2 separate regions of the Mus musculus genome follow, and region 2 is linked to region 1. A link is a loop called in an ENCODE intact Hi-C map of the cell type or tissue named here. Cell type or tissue: heart. All regions are shown on one strand. Links, peaks and the distances in the headings refer to the core of each region. The heading gives the core; the rest is flanking DNA.

The links. Hi-C counts contacts between places; a loop is a spot of excess contacts. Peaks named below come from ENCODE experiments on the same cell type or tissue, not always from the same donor. Only the 100,000 strongest peaks of a DNase experiment are listed, where the experiment ranks them.
Region 2: a loop joins it to region 1, with 2.5 times the contacts of the local background. A loop is called at or near these places in 4 of 42 quality-filtered maps.

The regions. Positions count from the first base shown.
Region 1 is chr5:74,781,850-74,787,231 of GRCm38, reverse strand. No RefSeq gene overlaps it. Among named protein-coding and RNA genes, the nearest start is that of Lnx1, 82 kb to the right of the region's middle. In heart, for the core only: no CTCF peak of the experiment used is centred there; a DNase peak (open chromatin) is centred at 3,201; H3K27me3 peaks cover 277 bases.
Region 2 is chr5:74,719,396-74,724,777 of GRCm38, reverse strand. No RefSeq gene overlaps it. Among named protein-coding and RNA genes, the nearest start is that of Lnx1, 19 kb to the right of the region's middle. In heart, for the core only: no CTCF peak of the experiment used is centred there; no DNase peak of the experiment used is centred there; H3K27me3 peaks cover 815 bases.

The sequences.
Region 1 (5,382 bases), core at 241-5,240:
CCGTACGGGGAACCGACTCCCCCACCGAGTTCAGAACTTTCAGCAGTCAGTGGTTGCCAGCAGGGTAAGTTCACGGTGAGTGAAACTTGCAACCCCAGGAGTTTGGGAAGGACCTCGGATAAAATAGAGGTGAGCATAAAGTTGCCAGGAAGTAGGCACAAAGTAACCCAGGAGTTTGGGAAGGACCTCGGATAAAATAGAGGGGAATATAAAGTTGCCAGGAAGCAGGCACAAAGTAACGATAGGTTCCCGGTTTTGGGATAAGTTAAGGTTCCCGGTTTGGGGACAAGTTAAGGAACTATGATAACCTCAGTGTAGTGATCAAGAGATCCTCGCTGTGTAGTTATGTTTTTTTCTCCCATTGACCCTTTGTGGGTAGGTCTGATAGTTTTGGTCTTGTTTGTTCTGATATATGGACTCTGTTACTGTTTGAAACTGTGTGTAGAGGCAGTCAAGACAGGTCAGAAAATCCTTACAGAGCAACAAGAAAGTATGTCGGAAAAGGAGAAGGGCTTAAAAAGAAAAAGGAAAAAGAAAGACAGTGTTATCAGGTGGACAGAAAGGACAAAATAAAAGAGCCGAGGTGGAGGAGGAAGGCGAATTAGCTTTTGTGCCGCCTCCCTATGCCTCCTCAGCAGCCACCTGTAGGTGGACCTTCTGTCCGGAGATTTGGAGAGGATCGACCAGATCAGGTGTTGACGTGGGCGAGAGGGTCTGTTTGTGTGTTTCCACAGGACCAGACGGAACCTCTTTGGGTGCCGGAGAGATTGGTGAGACGCTGCAAGAATGAGGCTCCTGATCCAGTTGCCCCTGTGGATATGGTGGATGATCCCACAAACACAAAGGATGGAGTCGAGATGAGAGATCCTTTCGTTATTCCAGAAGCCGATACCAGCTCGACATGACATTCAAATTTTTCCACGCTTTTTGATCCCTGAATTCCCCTTAAAGAGATAGCCCCGATGGCCATCTATCCCTTGCTTCAGGGAAGATGAGTGGGGATGAGAGCCCTGGGATGTATGCTTGTAATAGTGTGTGTGTTTGGCACATGTGTTAGGTGCAGCGTGTGCAGGCCCGCACTTTCGCCATGGTAGCATAGGCTTTTGCTGCAGTGGAGGCGGGACAATCTCCTCAGATTTGGTTTGCCGCTCTAAAAGAAATTATGCTGCGTTATGCCGTGGGGTGCGAGGCTAAGCACTGCACAGAGGATAGCTTGCTGTTGGCATCCTGTGGAAGGCATGTCTGATTGCATGAAGGTTCAGTGTCCTAGTTCCCTTCCCCCAGGAAAAACGACACGGGAGCTGGCCAAGACCTCTCTGGGTGATGAGCCTAAGGGATGGTTTTGTGTAGGGCCCCTATGCTTGCACACTGGGGATCAGACCTCTACCTTCACCCATGAGGCTTGCTTGCAGCGATTAAGATCTGGCCATAGATTAATCAACATCCTGGCCTTTTGATGCACCTGCCACAAGCAAAACACAATCTCCCCAGGTGTGGCTTGGCATGATAGAGAGGTAGTCAGTGATAAGACTCCCTGGGCATGTCACCAACCTAAGACAGGGATCAAACCAATGCTGTTTGTCACCCAAGGACGGGTAAGGGGCATGGCTGCGGGGGGCTATCTACAGACATTCTCTCTGCCAAAAAAGAAAAAAGGGGGAATTGTGGGGAGCGGGTGTGGCGGCAGTCCCAAAGGCGCCAGGGACTGCAGCTAAGTCATATGACTTGCACCTGACTTCCTCATATAAGACACAAACATCTTGAGTGCTGCGCAGGTGTACCAGGATACAGGTGAATCCAATTTGGTGGAGATTTGCCCCTGCTGCCCTGATTAGCTGAAGCTGCATGCCTGGTGAGGTGGCGTGGCCTGCTGTGCGTGGATGGGAACTGAGAGTATAAAAGAGTGAGAGGCCCAGGGTTCAGGGGAGATATAAAAACAAGGGAGATATAAAAACAAGGGAGATATAAACAGGGGAGATATATAAACAAGGGAGATATAAACAAGGGAAATATAGAGAAAGAAGAAACAGGACTGAATAAACGTGTGCAGAAGGATCCTGCTGTGGCGTTGTTCTTGCTGGCGAGTTGGGGGCGCGCTCGAGAATTACATGGCGTTAGTTCCAGAGCATGCACGGCTGCGGCAAACAGCTCAGAGAGCTAACATGCCACTGGCCCACATTTTAAGCATATTATCTTATTTCAGAAACTCCAGAAGCCCAAACATTTCCCCAATTTACAGAGTTTAAGGACTATTACTCCATCTCCAACTCTGCATCCTTCATTATCTCCCTTTATTAAAAAGAAATAAATGATGGGGCCAGTGAGATGGCTCACTGGGTGAAGTGTTTGCCGCACAAACACAAGGACTGAAGTTCCAGCCCTATGTTAATGGGCACCCGTGTAAATGCCAAGTGGTTGTGGCAGCCTGCACAGCAGGCAGACACAGGATCCCCAGAACAAGATGGCTGGCAACACTATCCAAATCTACATGCTCTGGATTCAAGAGAGATCTGTATTTTATATATAAGGTGAAGAGAGATAGAAGAAACACCCTACATTGACCTCTGACCTCCACGTGGGTTCATGTATGTGTGCATGAATATAAGCTTGAGTGCACATGCGCGCACACACACCAAGAGAGATCATTTTTAATTACCTTCTCCAAATGCTTTCCTCTGTTCTCATTCATTCATTCATTTGAGAGAAGGCCTCACTATGTGACCCAGGCTAACCTTGAACTCTTGGTCTTCCTGTTTCAGCCACGAAAGCCTTGGGATTATAGGGTTAGAAGCCCCCACTCCTTTCTTAGCTTTTCCCTCAAATTAGAACCAGAGGCCTGAGGATGTAGCTCACTGGCAGAGCAATCGCTAAGAATGTAGCAGATCCTGGAATCAAGCCCTGGTACTGTATAATAAATAAATAAGAACCTAAAAGCGAGATTCTGGCAGTCCCAGACCCGTGTTAACTTCCAGAATGTTCTGACTGTGTTCTAAGATGCACCTGTGGTCTTGAGGTCATGATTACCTAGGGCAGCCTGCCTTAGAGAAACATGTGGTTGTTATTTTTTTTAAACACATTTCATGTGTGCAGGGGTCATTTAAAAGCACATTTCACAATCAGACTTGATTGTATCGGCCTCTGTGCCAACACACCCACGCCGTCTTCAGAATGTGGCCCCAGGGAAGTTCAATTAGGAAAACCAGAAAAACGGAGCTTGCCCACTGGAAACAATCCTGCTCCATCTGTCCCAGAAAAACAAGGGTGCTGACTGCACAGGGTCTGGCTTCTCCTTCAGACAACTGGGGCCGCTCACTGCCCTACGCCGTGACCACCACTGGGTGAGGGGTCAGTCACTGTACTGGGGGTTGAGGGGAATCTAGTCTTGTGTTTGTCACTCTTAAACTAATGAGGGCAGCCATCTTGGCCTAAGCTATCAAAAGACTGGCGCAGAGGCTTCAGAGGTCCCTGTGTCCTGTTGTACCCCTCTTCTTCTCCTCAGCACCCCCTGACTGCCTTTCTCACTCAAAGCAAAGCCGAGTTCATGCCATAACCCCATGGCTTCTACTCCCCTGTTCTGATGGTCTCCTGCTTCTCACGTGCTTCCTGTAAAGCTGGCCAACCACACCCCAACATCAAGGGTTCTCTATTGCTATTCCTTCAGGTAAAAATACTCATCCCTGGTGTCCACATGTCTCGGTCCTTGCTCTTCCTCTTTGACCTAGATGTCATGACAGTGATGCCTTTCCCGACAACATAGCATCTCTGCTCCTCACCATTGAGCCACCACACTCATCTCTCCCAAATTCTCTGACTCCACTGCGTTCGTAACCTCTAAGTGTAACATGTAGCTTATTTATTTTCCACCGGCCATCTCCCGCTTCACTTCTTGAGAACAACTTTCTTCTGTCTGCTTTGTTTCCAACTCTGTCTCCTAGAACCTCAAATGCCTAGAGAATAGTAGTTGCTCAGTAAGAACCGATTTTTTATTAGATATTTTCTTTATTTACATTCAAATGTTATCCCCTTTCCTAGTTTCCCCTCTGAAAATCCCCTATCCCCTCCTCCCTCTCCTTGCTCCCCAACCCACCCACTCTCACTTCCTGGCCCTGGCATTCCCCTAGACTGGGGCATAGAACCTTCACAGGACCAAGGGCCTCCCCTCCCATTGATGACCGACTAGGCCATCCTCTGCTACATATGCAGCTAGAGCCATGAGTCCCACCATGTGTTTCCTTTGATTGGTAGTTTAGTCCCAGGGAGCTCTGGGGGTACTGGTTAGTTCATATTGTTAAGAACCGATTTTTTAAAGCAAATAATTGGCTGAAGGGGATGCTTAGGAAATAAGCTAGAAAATGCCATGCAGGAATTGTTTGGGCGAGAACAAAAGGCAGATCATCTTTAGTGACAGAAACCCAGCTGACTCTCTGGGGAATGCGGTACTTAGTTTCACAGGGTAGAGGCACTTAACCAAGTTAAAAGAAAGAAAGAGTCAATTGAATTGAGTATAGCTAAAGAATGTTCCCTGGGGAACTACAAGAATGGGTTCAGAAAAGGGAGGGTACAGAAGCCAGGATGGCAATGGCCAGATGGCTGCTCCTGTCAAAGTCTGGTGCTTCTCTTTCCTTGTTTAGGTGGTGGGGTGCCTCTGGCAAGTAGAAGCAGAAGACTTAACTGGATTTATGTTTTAAGGCAACCTTGTTGGAAGTCCTAAGAAAACAGTATCAGAGAAGCAGGGATTGGAGGAAGGAAGAAGTGCTTCACTGCAGCTGCACTAATACAATGTAACAACTACAGCCCGGCAGGTGTGATTGTGGGTGTGGCCAGAGAGAGAGAGAGAGAGAGAGAGAGAGAGAGAGAGAGAGAGAGAGAGATTTAGTTCAGAAGCCGTCCACATCACAAGAGAGAGGGAGAGAGAGAGAGAGAGAGTGTTTTAGTTCAGAAGCCGTCCACATCACGAGAGAGAGAGAGAGAGAGAGAGAGAGAGAGAGAGAGAGAGAGAGTGTTTTAGTTCAGAAGCCGTCCACATCACAAACTCATCACCATCACAGACTCGTCACTGATGGAGAGATGGGGCTGGCTGGAGCAGATGAAAAAGTATAAAGAGTCCCCCAAGTGTCATTGTAATTAATGATGTAAATATATAAGCTCACCAGCCAATAATTGACTGAGAGAGAGCCCAATATGCCTCACTAATCCCCGCACTAGGGAGACAGCTTAGAGTAAAACAGAAAAGTCCTAATTTGGGAAGCCTATAACCAGGAAATGAGAGTGTCAGTAAATAAGTAAGGGGATAATAAAAGCTATAGCAAGCTTTACGGAGGGACTAGAATATGATAGAGAGATGGGTCCCGTTTGGTTTACTAGGGAGTCAGATATACTAGG
Region 2 (5,382 bases), core at 282-5,281, 62 kb after region 1:
TCTGCTTTCTACTCCCGGTTGAGGATGTTTTCTCTCACCATCTGTTCTTACACCATGCTGCTGGCTTCCACGTCTCTCTGTGTCATGATGGACTCTCATCCCTCCGGAGTCATAAGCCCAAATAAACTATAAGACACCTTGGTCTTAGTTTTTTATCATAGCAACAGAAAAACAACTAACACAAAGGCCAAGAGGACACTCCTCAGAAATGAAATCAATGTGGCTGCCTGATTTTTCAGGGCAGCCTTCTAAACTATGAGCTATATGCCCCCACCCCTTTTTTTTTAGGTATTACCATCCTCAGGTACTTTACCATAGAAAAAGAAAGTAGATGACAGCTTGACTTTTAGTATTAAGTCATATATATATATATATATATATATATATATATATATCCCCTGATATTTGATTTACAAAAGATATTCTCATATTCCTTGTGATTTTATTCTTATTATTTAAGGTTTCTCTTTTTTACAATTATATGCATTGTGTGTGTGTGTGTGTGTGTGTGTGTGTGTGAGTGTATGTGTGTATATGTGTGAGTGTGTGTGTGTGTGTGTGTGTATGTGTGTGTGTATGTATGTATGAGTGAGTGTGTGTGTATGTGTGTGTGTGTGTATGTATGTGTGTGTATGTATGTATGTGTGTGTGTATGTATGATTGTGTGATTGTGTGAGTGTGTGAATGTGTGAGTGTGTGTGTGTGTGTGTGTGTGTGTGTGTGTGTGTGTATGTGTACTGTGTACATGTATAAAGGAACTCATTCTTTCTCATTCTTTTCTTCTCTGGTCTTAAGCTCAGACCATCAGTCCTGGTGGAAAGGATCTTTACCAGCTGAACCATCTCAACTCAAGTGGCTAGTTTTTGTTTTGTTTTTTGTTTGTTTGTTTGATGTATTTACTATGTGAAAAAACTAATGTAAGTGTTCATGAGTCTCTACACAGTATTGAAATGCAATAGGGCACAGCCTATATTATGACCTCTTTATATACTAATGCGACTAATTTTTTTGCCTTTAGTTATTGTACAAAAATAGAATCTAGTGAGCAAGACATGCAGACTCTCACAGGAAATTCAGTCTCTACAGTGAGGAGTTAGAACAGGGCATGAGCTGAAGTGGCCAAATAACTTAATGAAGCATTAAAAAATAAAAAGGTTCCAATTTGTTTTTCCAACATAATAGGTTTTTTTTTTAAGTCATGTTAAAGTAATGTGCTATTAAAAAATATCATTAACATTGGTCACAGATGTTAAGTTTTCAAAGTTACTGAAGGTAATTTTGACTTTTAATATAGCTTTAAATAATAATAAAAATATATCAGGTTTGCTTATCAAAGGAAATTTTACAGTTATAACTGGGGTATGTATAAATAAGGACCTAAGTTCAATCCCCCAAGAACTGCCTCCCACACATACACAAATAGAAAGTACAGCAAATTTGTAAACATTCTAACAAAATTAAGTAGGCAATATTAAAGAAAGGCCATATCTGAAGTCTTTGATGTTCGGTGAATTTTGGCTTTGATTGGGAATCACAGAAGTTCTCCAGAGGAGGAAGTCATTGCACAGTTCAAACCAACCTGACAGACAGGACAAATTAGACAGAAAACCTGACATGTGATAGCTACATGAGGCTTCCTGAGTGTATTCTATTTCCTTAATAGTATCCTCTGGCACAAGGTTTTATTAGTGTGATAAAGACCAATTTATATTGTGTTCATCTGTGTGTGTGCCTGGGTGTGTGCATGTGTGTGCTTGTATCCTTTGTGTCCTTGCTAAGAAGCAATTATATATTTCATGATTATAAAGATTTCTTCCTTTGTTTTTCTCCCAAGTTCCATAGCTTTTTCTTACATGCATACCAATGATTCCATTTTGAATGGATTTTTCCATATAGACTGCGTACAATCTTTAAACATATATACCATATCTATACACATATACATGAATGTAAATTAAACTGGGAGCTGAAGAGATGGCTCAGCAGTTAAGAGCACTGGCTGCTCTTCCAGAGGACCCTGGGTTCAATTTCCAGCACCCATATGTCAGCTTACAACTGTTTGTAATACCTGTTTCAGGGGATCCGACACCCTCATACAAACATACATGTAGTAAAATGTTAATGTACATAAATAAAAAGAAATACATTTAAAAAAGTTAAACTGAATCTATTCCTTACTCTACAAAAATGGGGGTCTGCTGCTATAATGTTTAACAGTTTAATATTTTTTTTCTATAAATATTTAAAATATAGAAGGTTGGGGCTGGAGAGATGGTTCAGCAGTTATAAGTGTGTGCTGGTTTGGCAGATGGTCTGTGTTCAGTTCTTAGGACCCCTGTCTGTCAGGTGGCTCATAGCCACCTATAAAACCAGCTGCAGGGGTTCTGCTACCCTGTTCTGTCCTCCAAAGTCATCTGCTCTCACATGTGCACATCCATACACATATATACACCTGCACACAATTAAAAAAATAAAATATTTTTTAAATATATAGAAAGTTGTTTGTATATATTTTTTCTGGTTTTACCCATATGTTAATTATATATTGATTCAGAAAATACAAGAATATTATCTAGCTGGTCGTCTAATAGTTTTGTGCCTAATGTACAAGTACAGTCTCCCAAAGGGTGGGCGAACTGAAGGGTCAGAGGCTGCTGAAAGGACCAGGTGAAGGGCACCTGGCAAAGGCTCACACTGTGCAGGTTGGAACAAGAACATTCTGCAGTCTGCTATTGCAGCCTGGTGGGAAGACAGCCAGGGATGCAGAGAGGTTGCCACCAGAGAGACTATTTGTTGTGAAAATGAGAGAAATTGGATAGTGATTCTAGGCACAAAGGAGTCACAGAACTACCCCACACAGGGGAAACCTGAGCGTGTCTGAGGTGAGGAATGGGAGCAGGGAAGAGGGAGAGCCTGAAGCTGCTCCAGAGGAGTAACAGACCTGCCTCTCAGGGGCAGGAGGAACAACCGCTGTGGGAACTTAGGTTACACATAACGCTGCCATCAGAAAACCCCGTTCCTTCCAGGAGTGACAGTCTCCACGAGGAACTTCCAGCACCAAGGCATGAATTATTAATAGCTGTGAATTAGCAGCTGTAACAAGAACGAAAATATCCAAGTATCTTCAAATTAGAGTTGGCTGAAGTTGTATTTTATTCTGTCGTAGTCCTCTTCCTATTCTGGAGTCCTGCGTTGTCTCCTCTGGCTTCGACATGGCTAGCACACGCCCATTTTAGCCACACAAAGGCTAAGGGATCCATCTAGGACCCTGAGTGATGTGATCAAGGCCCCATTTTGCAACATTTTAAGCCTCCAGCATCTCTGTGTATCCTTTCATTACATGAGCTAATGAAAGGGCAATCTGTCTCTTCTTTATGCAACTCTACACAATACTAAGTAAAACTCATTAAAACTCCCTTCCCAAGGAATAATATTTTGATTACGAGAGAAATGCGAATTATGAAAGAAAATGTTTGTGTCTCACAGCTACACGGGGCCAATGTTAAAGTTCTGTGACAGAGGACAGCGAGCAGGTTCTGACATGTGGGTCAGCCTTCTTCCCACACGGCATTCCCTGCAAGAAGCATTTTCTCAGCAAGCACACGTAACTGCACCGCGTTCACTGCGTGTCTCGTCTTCCTCTGACGTATTTGTTTTTTCTGTTCCTCTTTGCCACCCTCCTTCTCTCCTGAATCCCCTCCTTGTTTTCTTTACCGGATCCTGTTGTAATAAGAGGGTTTTGTTTCTTAAACTGATCTGGAAAACTTCCTTCCTGGCATTGAGATTCCATCTTCAGATGTCATAGTGAGAGATCATGGTCCATCACTGGCTGCAGGGAGTCCGGGACGCTGAGGAACAGGGGAGCCGTAGTCTCGCCTTGTGGGCCGGCTCACAGACACTTCAAGAACACTGAGTGGTCTAGTGTGTGTCAACAGTGGCTGCACTGTTCTTTCCTACAACACCCGGGCATTAACATGCGAGGGTTGTAGTTCCAAACCTGTCAGGATTCTCTAACCCGTGCGCTCTTTTTGACAAATCAGTGGGTTTTCTAAAGAACTTAATTGCTCAAACAGAGGTGGATTGTGAGGGAATGCCAACTTCCTTGATCAAAATCTACTTCTCCTGGGCTATTGCACACCTATATCTTTCCAAGTCAGGTTTTGTTCAGTCGCCTCCTTGTCTTGAGACACTAGAGACATAATAAACGATGTTCATAAATATCTCTAGGGAGGCAGGAGACCTGTGTATCTTAGTGTAACTTGCCTATAAAACAGATCATGAGAAAGGGATATTAACCTCTGGGGGCTTGTTTAAATAAAACCTTAATTTGCAACAGAGTATGCATGCCAATAAAAAAAATCAGAATTTTTGTCCTTGAGAAGAGTTATTGGGAGCTGGGGAGATGGCTCAGTTGGTAAAGTGCCTGCCACATAAGCATGAAGACCTGAGTTCAGATCCCTATAACCTACATTTGCAAGGTCACTCACTTAGGAATCAGGACACACTGGGGCCAGGGGCCCAAATGCCAAGACCCCAAGGAATCCCACCTTATATCAGTGTCAGACTGGGGACCAAGACTGCAGCCCAGTGTTCAACTCAGACTGTGGCTCTGCCTTTTGATGTAGGCTCTCATAAAGAGAAATATATTGAGAACTCAAGAATGTGTCAGAACATTGGAAATAATATTCCCTCCTTCACCTCAGCTCCTTCTCAGTCTCTTTAAATCTCTGTTTGACTCTAATGAATGGTAGAACAGACTAGACTGAAGTCAGTAGAAAGAGCTGAGTGTGAGTCTTTAGATAAAGTGACCACAGATGTGTCTATAGGAGGTACCTGGTGCATTTCATTCATCTATTGCTTTGTTGAGTGTACACTGACTAAGTCACTGTTATTTGCAAGGCCATAAGTGGGACCAGATTCTGCAGACTAGAGAATCTCACACTGTAGTGTTGGAAACAAACATGACAAAGAAACAAACTACAGCCTGGAAGATATCCAACTTCTCTGCAGTCAGAGGAAAGGGCTTCCAAGGCCAAGGGGGTCACACAGGAAATAGAATTTGGCAGGTTTGGAGAGCTGAGTTCTTCCTAGTACCTAGAACAGAATTTGTGGAACTTTCACAAACACACACACACACACACAGAGCTGAGTTCTTCCCAATACCTAGAACAGAATTTGTGGAACTTTCACACACACACACGCACGCACGCACACACACACACACACACACACACACACACACACACACACACACGCACGCGCACTCGCGCCTTATTCAAATGCAGATCCCAATGCTGGAGGTCAGAAACGAGACTGAAGCCGGGCAGTGGTGGCACACACCTTTAATCCCAGCACTTGGGAGGCAGAGGCAGGTGGATTTCT